Linked DNA regions of Homo sapiens: region 2 is linked to region 1. A link is a contact called in ENCODE Hi-C or POLR2A ChIA-PET data. All regions are on one chromosome and are shown on one strand. The core of a region is the stretch at or near the end of the contact, and the rest is flanking DNA. Distances in the headings are between cores, read along the strand shown.

Region 1 (7,913 bases), core at 1,393-3,892:
TTGAAGTCTTAAAAGGCTTCATTCAATGAACTAGCCAGCCTGCATTCTCAACTGGAGGCTTGACTGAGGATGAATCCACTTCCATGCTCATTCATATTGCTGGAAGAATTTATTTCCTTGCAGTTATATGATTGAGGGTCCTAACTGTTTGCTGACTGTCAACTGGAGGCTGCCTCAGGTCCTAGAGGCCACCTGCAGTATCTAGATGCTGTTGAAGCTCTTTGTCACGTGGACTTCTTTACATGGTCACTAACTGCATCAAGCCCACAATGAGAGCCTCTCTCTCTAGTCTGATGAGATAGTCTTATATAATGTAATTATAGAGATAACATTATACTAGTCTTGCCATCTTCTATTGGTTATAAGCAAGTCATAGCTCCTACCTACTCAAAGGGAGGAGATTACATAATGACATGAATATCAAAGGGCAAGGATCACCCTAGAGTCTTTCCACTACAGAGGGTTTTGTGCTGGCAGTGACTTGATCTGAATTTTGATATTAAATGATTATTCTTGTTGCTATATGAAGAATATCCTGTAGGGAGGTCAAGACGGAAGCAGGTGGCCCAGCTAGGAGGCTAATGTAATAATCAGGTTGTTTGAAATAGGGTGGTAATGGAGAAGGTAATAAGAAGTGGTCAGATTCTAGATATAATTTTGAGAGCGTTTGTTAATACTAAAGAATTACATGAGATATACAAGCAACATAGAAGATTCAAGAATTATGTGCAAGTTTTTAGCCTAAGAAAATTGAAGAAATGAATTGACATTTACTGAGATGAAGACTTGAATGAAGAATAGGTTTTATTGTGGGATGGCTGGAAAAAAGAATTCAGTTTTAGACTTGTTAAGTTAGGAAATGCTGGTTAGATAGCCAAGTGGAGATGTGGAGAAAGTAGTTAGATAGATGAATGTGGAGTACAGGGGAGAGTTCTGTACTATAGATATACATTTAAGAACCATCAGACAAGATGGAATTTAAAACAGTGAGACTGGATGAGATCACCAAAGAAGTAGGAATAGAGAATCAAAGCCATCTGAAGTCTGATATATGAAACACTCTAATGTTTAGAGGTGGAGAGATGAAGAGGAAACAGCAAGGAAGACTGAGAAGGAGTGTCCAGTGAGGGTGGAAGGTGAAAGAGAACCATGAGAGAGTAGAATCCTAGGAGCCAAGTGAGAAAAATGTTTCACATGATTATCATAAAATCTGTCTTCCTTCTGTATCACTAATTAGACTTCTAGCTAAGTCTATTCTATTCCTTGCTTTTTTAAAGGTATCAGTTACCTAATAATGTTAGATTCACAGTGGTTGATAGTGGTGTTTTTTTTTTTTTAAGTTCTGGATTCTTCCTTTTTCTTTTGAATCTTATTGTATTTCCCCCCACACCCACCCCCACTTTTTTTTTCTTTCTTTGAGACAGACTCTTGCTCTGACACCCAGACTGGAGTGCAGTGGCATGATCATAGCTCATTGCAGCCTGGGCTCAAGCAATCGTCCCACCTCAGCCTCTCAAATAGCTGGGACTATAGCTGTGTGCCACCACATCTGGCAAGTAAAAAAAAATTGTAGAGAGAGAGAGTCTCACTTTGTTTCCCAGATTGGTTGTTATATTTTCTTACCATCTTATTTTTGAGTTCTTGTTTTATTACATATTTAGTGTGAAAAATATTTTGGGAAAAATCTTTTTTATTTGCCTTATATTTTTCTTTCCTTTTTTTCCTCATAACTGAGTTCTTCATCTGTGCAATGATTGTTTCCAGTTTGCATGTATGTGTATATAAATAGTAGTAGTAAGAGTAGGATGTATATTTATTATCTTGCTTATGCATAACATGGGCAGAATGGGTAAATTTTTCTTGAATCATTTTCCACTGAATTTATAACTTATTTGCCCCTCTGGACTACAGTTTGAAGGCTAAGTATTGTTATTATTATTATTGTTGCTTGAGCAAATAAGTGTTAGGGCTGTTTATTGTCTTATTTGAGACACGGTCTCTTCTCTCTTTTCTGAGATTAAAAAAAAAATATTGTCTTACGCAGTCAGAATACATTATCTTTTTGTGGATGGATACCTTTAAACATCATATTGTTTCTCCTACTCAGTGTGTTTCCCCTAGCAGGTTTTTATGCTTTTGCCAAGATCTCAAATTCTTGGAGGTTTTTCATGACCTTTTCCTAGGCTGCCTACTTATTCCCTTAGTCTGCTTCTTTTCCAATGTATCAAGCATAGAATATTCTTACAGTTTTGTCAATTCATAATGTTTTGGCAGTTCACTAGTCTCCCTTTGAGGGGGATGCATTCCAAGACCCCCAGCAGATGTCTGAAACTGCAGAGAGTACTGAATCCTATATATACCATGTTTTTTCCTATATGTACCTATGATTAAGTTTAATTCATATGTTAGGCACAGAAAAAGATTAACAATAACTAATAATAAGACAGAACAACTATAACAATATACCAGCATCACTACTCTTGCACTTTGGGGCCATTATTAAGTAAAATAAAGGTTACTTGAACACAAGCGTTGTGATACCTTGACAGTTGATTTGATAAATGAGATGGCTATTAAATGACTAAGGGTGGGTAGCATAAACGTAGCATATATATGCTGGACAAATGGATGAGTCACATCCTGGGTGGGATGGAGTGGGACGGCATGAGATTTCATCATGCTACTCAAAACAGCATGCAATTTAAAACTTCTAAATTATTTATTTCTGGAATTATCTGTTTAATATTTTTGGACCATGGTTGACCATGGGTAACTGAAACCACAGAAAGCAAAACAATGGATAAGGACAATTACTGTATACAATAGTTCAGGGGCCTGCAGTGAAGATTGAAGCTACAACTTCATCATCCTTAGCTTTCTGCTTCTTCTTTTCTTGAAATAGGAATGTTTTCTAAAATCCAGGTTCTCAATCCTTTCTCTCTCTCTCACTTTCTACTTCTTTTATGTATTTAATGATTATATCTATATAAATAACTCTTAGAGGCTTATGTCTTTCCTGGACTTCTCTCATCATTACTTAAATTCACCATTTGAATGCCTATTATTTCCTTAAACTCAACATGTCTAAACCACTCATCTTCGCATGATACCTGGCACATGGGAAGTGAACAGTGCATTTAATACATTCCATTTTAATTCATCTGTCTCTTCACTATCTTAGGCTTTTAGTTCTTTGACTTGTCTTTTTAATCTAGCCCCATGTGCAACCATTTACTGGTTGTGGTGATGTTTCTTTGGAGTATTTTTCACCTCTAGACCTGCTCCCTACTCCCTTTGTCAAGGTATTTTAAATTCATTTCCACCCCTGCCCTGAAGAAATGAAATTTAGGAACGGTTTTTCTTTCTCATATATCTCTTTTCAGTACAATAAGCCTTTCTTGTTTACTTTTACCAGTAAGTTTCAGGGTAGCTCTATTTAAGGGTTTTCTTCTGTGGAAAAAAATATGTTTTATATATATATATATAACTTACATATTTTAAAGTTACTTCATTAAGGCTAAGGATTTCCTCATTGTTCATGTTGGGTTTCTGATGATGTCTTGGATGATGAGACTCTCTGTCTTGGTTGGTAGTCACTTTTGGCCAGTGTATTTTTTACCTGGGTTTTGAAATCTTCATGCAGAGAATTATTGAAGAATCATTTTGTTCCCTACTGTGAACTTTTGTTTTCAGGCTAATCCATCAAGACGTGTCAACAAAGAGATCATCCCTCTATGTGTTCCAGGGTCAAATGTGCAAAAGTTGGACAGTATTTATTTGTTCTAACGTGAGTTCCTTTTCCATAGAACTAAAAATAATTATAACATTTCTAATTACTCCTCACTTGTAGGGACTGTCTTCAACAATATGTTTCTAATGTTTATGCTGTAATATTTAATTGTGTCCTTTTCTAATTGACATAGACTTGATGGCTTAAATCGAACAAATATCTCATTGAAGCTAAGAATTTGCTATTTTGGATACATTCAGTAATTTGCATCTTTCCTTCAAATCCATTTGGATTGATATGACATACTCCCTGTCACTAGTGACAGCCATTAGATTTGGATTTTTCAGTGTTTCACCAATTTTGTGAAGTAATGAGGCAAAATGCAGTAAAAATTTAATTAGTTGCACAAACAGCGTAGTATAAGGATAGTGACCTTACAGCAACTGATTTGTTGCCTGGTAGCCAGTGCCAATTCAGGGTTTGAAAGTTGGCATAAAGTTGTCAAAACATATTTATGGGATATTCAAAAATCAAATGCATATTTGGAGACTCTGTACCAGAACCTTTTACCAATTGCCTTCTCTTAGGGAATGAATAGCTGCCTGCTCATTTAATACTGGTTCTATCTGATTTATTTTTCAGTTTTGACTCTCCAAACCTATTCTTACATTTTATATTTAGTCCATTATTCATTTTGAATTTTTTGTATAAGGTTTAGGTTGATGTTCACTTTTTGGTCTACAGATATCCATTTGTTCTAGTATCATTTATTGAAAAGGCTTACTTTCATTGAATTTTGCTTCTTTGTCAAAACCCAGCATATTGGTGTTTTGACAATTTCTGGGTGCTCTACTCTGTTTTATTGACCTATTTGTCTATGCCAATACAACACAGCCTTAGTCACTGTAGCTATAGAGTAAATCTTGAAATTGGATATACTTTAATTCTTCCCACTTTATTCATCTTTTTCAAAATACTTTAGCTATTCTAGTTCCTTGACTTTCATATGAATTTTAGAATAATCTTGTCTGTATCTATAAGAAATCTTGATAGGATTTGTATAGGAATTGTTTTAAACCTGTTAGTAGAGTGGATTACATTGCTGGGTTTTTGAATATGAAGCCAGCATTGAATCACTGGAATAAACTCTACTTGATCATGGTGTGTAATTTTTAAAATATTTGCTGAATTTTATTTCCTTCTATTTTGTTAAGAATTTTTGTGTATATTCATGATGAATATGAGTCCTTTAATTGTTTGTTTGGTATTATCCCTGTCTGGTTTTACTGGATTAGTAAAATGAACTTGGAAGTATTTCTCTTGTTCAGTATTCTAGAAGAGATTGTATAGAATTTGTGTTCATTCTTCTTTAATAATGTGGTAGTATTTACAGTGAAACCGTCTAGGTCTGGCAATTTCTTTTTCGAGAGTGTTAAAATTATCAGCTTTATTTATCTAATAATTATAAGGCTATTCAAAAATATCTGTTTCTTATTGGGTTAATTATGACAATTTATACTTTTTGAGGAATTTGTCTATTTCATTTGTTTTCATATTTGTGTATATAGAGCTGTTTTTAATATTTCCTTATTTTTTTGATGTCTGCAAATCTGTAGTGATACCCATTTCATTTCTAATATTAGTAATTTTTGTCTTCTCTCTTTTTATCCTTTGTCAGTCTTACTAGGGATTTCTCAATTGTATTAATCTTTTCAAATAATTGGGTTTTTGCTCTTATTTTTATTGCTCTTTTTCTAAGTTCTTGAAGGTGAAAACTCAAATTGTTAATTTAAACTTTTCCTCTTTTCTAATGTAAGCATTCAGTGCTATAAATTTCCCTCTTACTACTGCTTTAGCTTTGTTGCCCAAATTTTGATATGTTGTATATTAATTTTTCTTTTCTTTTTTTTTTAAGACAGAGCCTTGCTCTGTCTTCCAGGCTGGAGTGCAGTGGCGCCATCTCCGCTCACTGCAACCTCCGCCTCCCAGGTTCACGCCATTCTCCTGCCTCAGCCTCCTGAGTAGCTGGGACTACAGGCGCCTGCGACCACGCCTGGCTAATTTTTTGTATTTTTAGTAGAGATGGGGTTTCACCGTGTTAGCCAGGATGGTCTGGATCTCCTGACCTCGTGATCCACCCGCCTTGGCCTCCCAAAGTGCTGGGATTACAGGCGTGAGCCACCGCGCCCGGCCAATTCATTTTAATTTAACTGTGTTTTTTAAAATTTCCCTTGAGACTTTCTTTCTGACCCATAGATTACCTAGAAGTACATTGTTTAGTTTCCATGGGTTTGGAGATTTTCCTGTTCTTCAAGGTAGAGAGAATAGGCTTTGGTTTGGTTTGGGCCTTTTTTTTTGTTTTGTTTTTGGTCTGCATCTGTTGGTATTCTTGGATTGCTGACCTCTTTACTTCCAAGTCTGAGATATATGAAATGAAAAGAAAAGTTAGGGAACGCACCACTGCGTCAGTCCTTGGGTGCTGAGGTCCCTAGCTAGCGTGCCGCCTCCTCTTTACTTTCAGAGTCTTCCAATGCTTATTTTATATAATGCCCAGAGTTTTTAGTTGTACTTCGGGGAAAGAAAAGGGAAAATTACATCTACTCCGTTTTCTCAGAAGCAGAAGTTGGTATTTCCTTTATTTCTATATTCTTGAGGAGTACCATGCTTTTGGTCACGTATGCCTGTTATAGGCAAAATAGATGAAAGGTGTCAGGGAATAAATCTCAACACAACAATGAAATGAAAATTATTTTAATGTTACCAGCAGTTTTTCAAAGGGTGACATATAAATCTCATTGATAAATAAACTTGTTTCTCAGAGTTTGCTATCTTTTTAGAAATCCATTATAAAAGCTGAAAAACAGGCATATAAAATGGGCTGTACCAGGCTGTTAGAAAGCCAGTTATGAACCAGACGGTGTTCTAAAAACACATACGCATCCTTTTTATCATGGACATTTTTTCCCTTGTCTGCATTGAATGCTCTGAGAGTGAATGTCAATATTTATACATTCTTGAAGAGTAGAAGCAGAGACAAATTGGCAATTTTTATTTGGCCATAAATTTGCTGCCAGTGGTCAAAGATGAGGTGCAGAATTTCAGACAGTCTCTTTGTCCTGAAAGGAAAGATTTTAGTAAATCTTAGTGGTCATAGGTAGAAGAGAAATTATTGCTCTAATAGTAGCTTTGGAATTTGGAGAAATTTTCCAAACCAGGTACTTTAGAGGTGGGATGTTATATACTCTGTTCAAGAACATAAAAACCTTATACAACTGGAGCAGAGATCTATACAGAATGAGAAGCGGTCTGGAGGTGCCTGGAACTGATAGGATGAGGACCTTATCGACAGAAATTAGAAAAATTTCTGATTTAAAAAATATCTTAAATCTAGCATCTTATCAATTTTAAAAATTTTTAGTGATTTTTTATTATTATTTTATTATAGACTCTTGAATGTTCTATGTATATAATCTTATTAGCAAAAAAGATGTTTTTATGTCTTCTTAGCCATTCTTCATTTGTTACAACTTAAAAGACAATTTGAATAATAATGATGAGGAGGACATCCCTCTTTACATTTTAAAATTGTTTTAACTATTTTTTGTAAGTAATCTTTACATCATATAAAATGTTTCATTTTATTAATCTGCCCTTATTCATCCACAAATACATTTTACCGTCAAAATAGTAATACTTTCAAATTGGTAAATGTTTTCTCCCTATATCTTTATATGGATGTTATAATCAGAAGAACCATGTTTCTTTCAAGTTGTGATTATAGAATTTAGCTGTGTATCTTGTGGTTACAGTTATTGATGCAGCAATGTGTTATAGTGGAAAGATATTAGATTTGAAATTAGAAAACCTAAGTTCAAGCATTGAACCTAATATTTATTAGCTATGTGACCTTAGATTAGTCCTTTAGCTTCTCTGAGCCTCGGTTTTCCCATCTAAAAGTGGGGATAGTATTGTGTTATTGATCTCATATCTTTGTTTTCAGAAAGAAAATAGATTTTTGAAACAACTTAGTAAACTACAAAGCATTGTGTGCCATAGTTAGGGTGATTATATGTTCCAATTTTCCTTGGACATTTATGTCTGTTATCCTTGCTTGATTTCTTTTGCTTTCTAAATTTAAATTAAATTAAATTTTTTAGAGACACAGCCTTGCTGTGTCCCCAAG
Region 2 (7,913 bases), core at 2,788-5,287, 42 kb before region 1:
TTTAAATTCCACTTAGAAAGCTAATGACTACATTAACTGCTATTAGCATTTGAATAAATAACCTTAGCCCTAACTAGAGCATGCACATTTGGAAAACAGTCTCAGTTTTAGAGAAGACTGCTGCTGGTTCAATTTTTGTTCTGCTGATGGAACAATCTGTTCCTGTTATGGTGCCCCGCTACCTCAGTGAAATAGAAGGATTGCAAGCTGTACAATTGGGAACCCAACAAAGTCAAGCTGTCCTGACTTTTCTAGTTTAGCCTTTGAATTGTCAACTTAGCCATAAACTGGGACATGTTTAACACAGGAGGAGGTCCATATTGCCACCCCAAAATGTGGAATGCTTATTACTTTTTCTAAATTTAATTAAACATATGATTGTTCTATGTAATATGAAAAAAGCGAGGCCAATGAATCAGAGGATGACTAAAATAGTACTATGGTGCTCTTTGATGTAAAATCATAGAGTTTACATAACTGAGTGGAATCTGGCAATGATAACTCCTGTCATTATTCAACTTTTAAAGAGTTAAATCCTAAAGTTTGACTCCCTCCTACTGTAGTTCACGTAGATAACAATCAATGAGAAAATTATTAACGTAAATTCTACTTAGTACTTTTCCCTGAAGCTGTTGGACAAGATTCTTTTCATATCATGAATGAATAAACAAGAACCTAGTATTTTATCCATGTCATCTCTTAGACTTTGAAAGGCAGGACATTTGAATTGTAAGTTAGAATAATATTTTTTTCAGGATTGTTTTTGGACATGTACAAGGTAAAAGTACTATTCAAATTACTTAAAAATAAATGTTAGGTATTTGATACAATGTTTTGAGATGCTTAGTTAAACTCCAAGGATTTCTTTGAATTTTTACATTAAGTTATCAAATTCTTTTCAAATGAGGTTTTGGGGGAGATTATCTTGGCTATACTGGCTTTGGTAATAATTCCATTCATTTAGTGTACTTTATTTCCTGTTTTTAAAAATACTAGTTTTGATTCTGAGAAAATTAAGAAAGCCAGTGTGGTAAAGTCAGTTTTCTTTTTATGTAAAAATAAAAAGTCTTACTAATTTTACAAACTAGTTCTGCATTCTAAGTGTGAGGTTACATTAAAAAAATTTTCAAAACCTGCATTTTTCTTTTCTTTTTTGGAGAGGTGCTTGTTAGGTCACAATTGGAACTCTCAGCAGTATTGCAGTTCTTTCTACACTATTCTTGAAAATAGAGGAAATTTCTGCACTTGATACAGAACAGAGGTATTGTAAGTATAAAAGTTGCAGGGTAAAAATATCATCATACTGTATTGAAGAACTGTGTTAAAATAAGAGTGGAGTAATGGGCCATAGAAGAGACATGTCTTCCAAGATTGACAAATGACTAGGAAGAGAACACTGAGGATAAGAAAGACTTTAGTGGACAATGAGTGTTTAGAATTAGCTACCTTTTCTGAGGACAGAGGAATAATGGTTGTAGATGAAAGGGATTTATTTTACTTTCGAGCTTATTCACTCTCATTTGAGTGGATGGTCTCTATGTCCTACCAGCTGTTTGCTTTTAAGAAGAAAATATCTATTATCTTTTGGCTTCATCACCATGATGAACACTAATTATGAATAGTTTAGGCAGACTGATAGTAGTTAAAGAATCCAGTAAACAGTCTTCCCCAAACTGAGATATTTGGGCAGTCTTCTTTTGATTTATCTTATTGTAGTGAACTAGTACTATTGCTTCTCAAGTTTTATCATTATTTAACATTTCTCCATACAGTCATGTCTTAATGCTTTTTGTCATTCTCATTCTTCTTCTCCTTAGGTAGTATACTTTCCTACAATACATATTTTAACATTTTTTTCTTTCCTTCTTGGTTCTTTCCCTATTAAACTTCTCGCAGTTTCTAATGTGTAGTATGTGCAAAGAGTGCTTAACTAGCTACCTCTGTACTTTAGACATGATCTTTACTCTCTCTAGCGCCTTCTTGACACATCTAGAATGTAAGGGGATGGACTAAAGCAGTGTATCTCAGTGAAGATTGTCATAAATTGGGTTCCATGGAAACAAACTGAGAGGGAGAGTTGAATGCAGAAGTTTTACTGGTGTGTGTTCATAAGAGATACTTTTATAATGAAGTTGAGAAGGCAGGATTGGGCAGAGGGGGAAGCTAACCTGCAATAGGATACCAATTGAGGCACTCAGTCAATCATACAAGGAGCTATAGGAATAGGAAGGCCCTGTGGAATTGTCCCAAGTTGAAGCAAAGGAGTCAGCCATTGTTTCCTGTATCAGCAGACATCACCCATGGGTACCACCTGGGAGGGGGAATAATAACCGTGGGCAAGGCAGGTCTCTGCAGCAATGCCTGATGAAAGACACAGCTATGATTCAGAAATGAGCAATATTCCCTGAAACTGGGAATGGGCAGCCTTGAAGAGAGGACCTGGGTAAAGCACCAGTTCTACTGCTGGTACTTTCGGCAGGGGAATTCTTTGTTATATGGAAATAATTCAGGCATTGCAGGCATGTGGCATCCCTGGCCCACCCACTAGGACCATCAAATACTCTCCAAAATTTAAAAGTAATCCTTAGGAACCTGTTTGAAAATCACTGGAAATAACTGGGCACAAAGATTGCTCATGTCTACTGCGGCTCTAACGTTGTTTCTGGATGTGTGAGTGTATTCTGTATTAGAGTACTAGCTGATTAAAGTTAGAAAAAAAATCTGGCAAGTGAATGAATCTATTGTGAATCAAATAATGCTGTGCTGGACTTATTTGTCTATAAATAGTTATGTGGAATTACTGGGTATAAGGGCATGAAGATTTTAAAAAGCGTTGCTTTATATTGCCCTGCAGAGCAGTTGGACCAATTTATACTCTCATTAGCAATCTAGCAATCATGTCCTTTTACTTTTTTCTCCCTATTAACTTGAATCTCTGTAAATTTCATTGATATTGTGGATGGGGTCCAGGAAGGGAGGTAAGAAAACGCGGCTTGTGTAACATGCTGCTATGCCTAGTTTTTTTTTTTTTGAGACGGAGTCTCGCTCTGTCACCCAGGCTGGAGTGCAGTGGCACGATCTTGGCTCACTGCAAGCTCCGTCTCCCGGGTTCACGCCATTCTCCTGCCTCAGCCTCTCCGAGTAGCTGGGACTACACGCGCCCGCCACCACGCCCTGCTATGCCTAGTTTTATTCAGTTTTCACTAATGCTTCCAAGGACCACTTTGACAACACAGGAAAGAGCCAGGCAAAAGAGAGCAGTAGAATTGATAGGCACTTATTTACAACCAATATTTAAGAAAAACCAGAGCACTTAAAAGAGGTAAGCCCAATTAGCTGGGCGTGGTGATGCCCGCCTGTAGTCCCAGCTTCTTGGGAGGCTGAGGCAGGAGAATCGCTTGAACCCGGGAGGCGGAGGTTGCAATGAGCCAAGACCACACTGCAACTGCACTATGGCCTGGTGACAGAGTGAGACTTTGTCTCAAAAAAATAAAAATATAAATTAAAAAAATAAAAAAATAAAAAAAAGATAAGCACTTATAGGGAAGAAAATGGAAATGTTTTAAATTTTGACCATAGAATTCAAATGCCTTTGAAGGCAACCTTTGTTTCCAACTTAATAGATTTAGATTAGTTCAACTCTATCCTTTTAATATCTATTAACAGTTCAAAAAGAAGTATCTGCTGTTAGCTTAGTCTTGTTCCCAAGAGGCCAGCTGGTGCTGGGTTTGGCAGCTTTTCTGGAGAAAGACTCAATGAGTGTGGAGACTGAAATAACATACTTGTTTTGAGACTGAATGCTTTCAGAACATGATCGGAGACTTTAAAAATTAATTCCAGAAGTAGCCAACTATCATCTACGAATAGAAGAACCTGTCTTCCACATTTACACAGAATCCTTGATGTGATTAATTTCAGAATCCTTTATTTTCCGTTGTTTATTTTTTTCTGTAACTATGATTCACCCTCTAAATAATTAATCTGTCATCGTATTTTAGTGTGTTGGTAGGCACCATGGCATTTTTCTACACATTGTTAGAAAATGAGTCAGCCAATCAACAGTGTGTGTTGGATACTAATATTACATCACCCATTTTAGTTTAAAAACAAATTGACCAGCAGACATTTACAATTTTACTTTGGAAAGGCTAAAATTATAAGGGTTAGAGCAAGTATTAGCTATACCCCTTGATTTTAGATTTTAGAAGCAATGAATCAATTATCTTAAATGTGAAAAAAATAATACTAGGAAGACTAGTCTATTTTAGTGCAGCTGCAAAAAGAGAAAAACAGTATTTCTCTGTAAAAACAGATTGGTTTTCTTTAATTAATGTTTATGAGCCTATTAAAGATGAATATTTTAATATAAATTATTTGGTTGTAAGAAGTTTAATTATTACAAAGACAAAACATGTTTATTAAAGAAAAATCAGGAAATATTGAAACAAAAGGAAGAAAATAATATTTATGATTCAACTATTCATAGACAACCATGTTAACCTTGGTTAATATTTTTCCAAACTATTTTCTTTTCTTTCTTTGGTTACACCTTTCCAGACTTAAAAATATGTATTTGATTACATAAATTGTATTATGCTATAAATAATTATCCCCTAGCCTGCTTTAATCAAGCAACACTATGCCAAGAACAGCTTTCTAAATATTAATCTACTTTACTTTTCTAAACAAATGAATAACATATCATAGTATGGAAATACCATAATTTGATCAACAAACTGAGGGACACTTATGTTGTTTGAAAGATGTCACCATTTTAACTAATTTTTCCATAAATGCCTTTCTACACAACTTATTGAATGCTTGTTAGATTAGTTCCTTAGAAACATCCCTAGCAGTAAAATTACTAGTTTGAAGGCACATATATTTTGATATTGTTGTAGATTGCTAGATTCCTTTCCAGAGAACTTCTACCTGTGTATTCCCTCATTGTCAATGAAATGAGTCCCAACTTCCCCAGCACTGGGCATTAATAATCATAATAATTTTTGACAGATAGGTGAAAAGTATCAGATTGTTGTTTTAATTGTTATCTTTTGCTCATCAATGAGATCAATCATCTTTTAATTACTGTCCATTTTCATTTATTTTATGAATTGTCTGTATGTCTTCTGATTTTTTAAAAACAATCTTCATCTTTTTAAATCAACAATTTGTACTTTATTAAAGATATGCTGCAAATGTTTTGCTCAAAATTTTTATATCTTTTGACTTTGTTTATGGTGTATTTTTTGAACAGAAGTTATAATTTTACATGTCAAAACTTTTAATATTTTCCTGTATGATTTTTGGCTTTTTAGTCATGCTTAGAAAGAACAGCCTCAAGATAAAAATATTCTAATTTTTAAAATACGCTATTGGATTTTTATACATAAAATTTTATTTTGGGGACAGGTATGGTGGTTCATGCATATAATGCCAGCACTTTGGGAATCCCAGGTAGGAGGATTGCTTGAACCCAGGAGTTTGAGAGCAGCCTGGTCAACAAAGAGAGACTTATCTCTACAAAAATTTAAAAAATTAGCCAGATGTGATAGTGCGTGCCTGAGTAGCCTGAGTCATAGCTACTCAGGAGGATGAAGTGGAAGGATTTCTTGAACCCAGCAGTTCAAAGTTGCAGTGAGCATGATTGTGCCACTGCACTTGAGCCTGGGCAACAGAGCAAGACTCTGTCTCTAACAATGACAACAACAATAACAATAAAAGCTACTTCCTCTGTAGTTTATTTTTTGTGTGTTATGGTGTGTGATAGGATTTCCTCTTTCCCAAATGGAGGGTTATTGTCCCAATTATATTTATTTTATAATTCAATCTTTCCTATTTATTTCAAATTATCTTTTAATATTCTGAATTTTTTATTCTCTCCCATTAATATGTATGTTTGAAACAGAATAAAGGCATATTTGATAGTTTAGTCTCTCATGAGAATGATTCTAATGTTTCATTTCATCTAGGACCCCTTATGGACAGAACCCACTCTATGACCATTGCTGCCAGCTCTTGAGCTTGCTTTTGGTTTTATTACACATCCATTTGATGCCTATAACCTGAGAAAACTCCTTAATTTATCTGACCTTTGATTTATGCAGAAGTAGAATAAGAATCCTAATAGATAATGATAGAACCACCTCAATTAGATTGTTGTGTCTAGCATATTAGCTACTACTATTATTAGAACCTTGAGTTTTCCAATGGATTCATTTCCCACCCAGCAGTCAGAAAAGCTCGACAATGGTCACTTTCTGGACTGTCTTCAGAACTCATGGTCCACAATAAATGTGGAGCTCTTGCTCACTCTCTGTCTCTGCTTTTTGTCTTCTCACAAAGACCCATAACCTACTTCAAGAGAGAGTTAATAATTAATGGCATGAACTTTCTTGCATATGTTTCATGCTCTTGATATACATTATGATCTCTACTTCACAACTAAAAACCAAAACCAAAACAACCAAAAAATAAAAATAAAACAAACAACAATAAGAACAAACACCAGAGGCTCTGAGTGATTATATAGCTAGCCCAAATTTACACATCCAGGAAGGATCGCAATCAGGATTCCAATTCAGGCTTTTGGCTTTATGCAATTCTTCAAATAGTCAAACTTTTCAAGATTTTATCTCTGGACACTTGGCCTTTTGTCCTAGGATTTAAAAAATCTCCATTTAAATATTTTAAAAATGCAATTTCAATTTTTTCACATTCTAAACTTGGGAGCAAAGGTGCAAGTTAGGTAAGTATACCTTGACATCTTGTCCATCTTTGCAACAACTTATTTCCTTTATCTTGTGTTCCTTATGTGATTTTCTATACTTTCTATTAATCTCTGAAAACCTGGAAAGATATCAGTATCTTTTAACCACTTTGTCCTTCTTGGAAACATTTGTGGCAGTCAAGCCTTTCTCCACTTGTGGAAATCAAAATAAAACTACTTACAGAACAGAATGCGTGAACCTTCTCTGACTTTATATCAACCTTGATGACATTCCTGTTGTAGTGAATTCAACTAAAAGAAATTGTCAGATGTAAGGGCTATAGTCATTGCTGAAAGGGTGAAAATGTGGAGGCTTCTGTATTTGGAATAACTGAGGTTTCCAGTCAGCTTTTCATTTTCGGAAACCTTTAAAGACATTTAAGTCCTGCTTTTCTTCAGTTTTCTTATCCACTGCCTTATTCTTTAGGTATCAGGTGTTTATAGTTTTCATACTAAATTGTAGTGCCAAAAAAATCACCAGATGAACACATGCGTGTTCAGAAGACCCAAAGTCCTGAAATCGTTTTTTAGAGTGTGCCCAGAGTGATATAGTGAAACGTTACAAGTCAGTGTTGTTGGTGAATTATGACCAAGGCCATGGAAAACACATTGCTTTTTCTAGTGGTTGCATGATTATCATGCCTCTGATGATAAATCTGCACCCACTGAAAATGCAGTTAACTTACCTTGGTGATTTTGATTTATTAGCCTTGCGATGGACAAGGTTGCGCATTTGTTAGTGCTTGTTTTATATTTGAATAGCTTGGAAGCATATAAATTTGAGGCACAGCTTAGAGTTGGTTTAGCTATTTCATATTTCATAGAAAGCGTCTGATCAGAGAACTTTGGTTTCTGATATTTCTATTTTGACACTGTATAGTTTTTAGTATAGTGAGGATACCTGATTTACATTTTGGAGCATCTCTTTTCATGATCAAAGTTGAAGTTTCAGAGAACTGTCAGAACTATAACAGGAACAGGAAAATTGCCAGTGAAGAATCAACTTCATTTGGGGAGTAAAAGTTAGATGGTTTAAATAGAAGACATTGAAGGATTAGTGACTGACAAAATGTATTTTATTTAGTTTCTCTTTGAACTTTTGTTCAAAGTAGACATATGACCCTGAGGGCTTTTATTAAAAATG

The links. A loop is a pair of places that touch in the nucleus more often than their neighbours do. ChIA-PET counts read pairs that join two places held with the same protein, here RNA polymerase II (POLR2A). Pooled maps may share reads with other maps.
Region 2: a loop to region 1 is called in a map of mammary epithelial cell, with 2.5 times the contacts of the local background. The contact joins two enhancer-like sites. A Hi-C loop is called at or near these places in 3 of 168 maps with a recorded cell type or tissue (MCF 10A, PC-3 and mammary epithelial cell) and 1 of 50 pooled maps. POLR2A ChIA-PET finds 5 or more read pairs at or near these places in 3 of 52 experiments (H1, PC-9 and WTC11).

What each region holds. Positions count from the first base shown.
Region 1 is chr4:149,776,105-149,784,017 of GRCh38, reverse strand. The region is part of intron 2 of IQCM (IQ motif containing M); the gene reads left to right. Among named protein-coding and RNA genes, the nearest start is that of IQCM, 36 kb to the left of the region's middle. Within about 2 kb of position 2,642, at least 2 of the 41 ENCODE cell types and tissues checked have a DNase peak (open chromatin) inside an H3K27ac peak, as active enhancers do; they include mammary epithelial cell, where a contact is called at or near this core.
Region 2 is chr4:149,819,980-149,827,892 of GRCh38, reverse strand. No RefSeq gene overlaps it. Among named protein-coding and RNA genes, the nearest start is that of IQCM, 8.1 kb to the right of the region's middle. Within about 2 kb of position 4,037, at least 2 of the 41 ENCODE cell types and tissues checked have a DNase peak (open chromatin) inside an H3K27ac peak, as active enhancers do; they include mammary epithelial cell, where a contact is called at or near this core.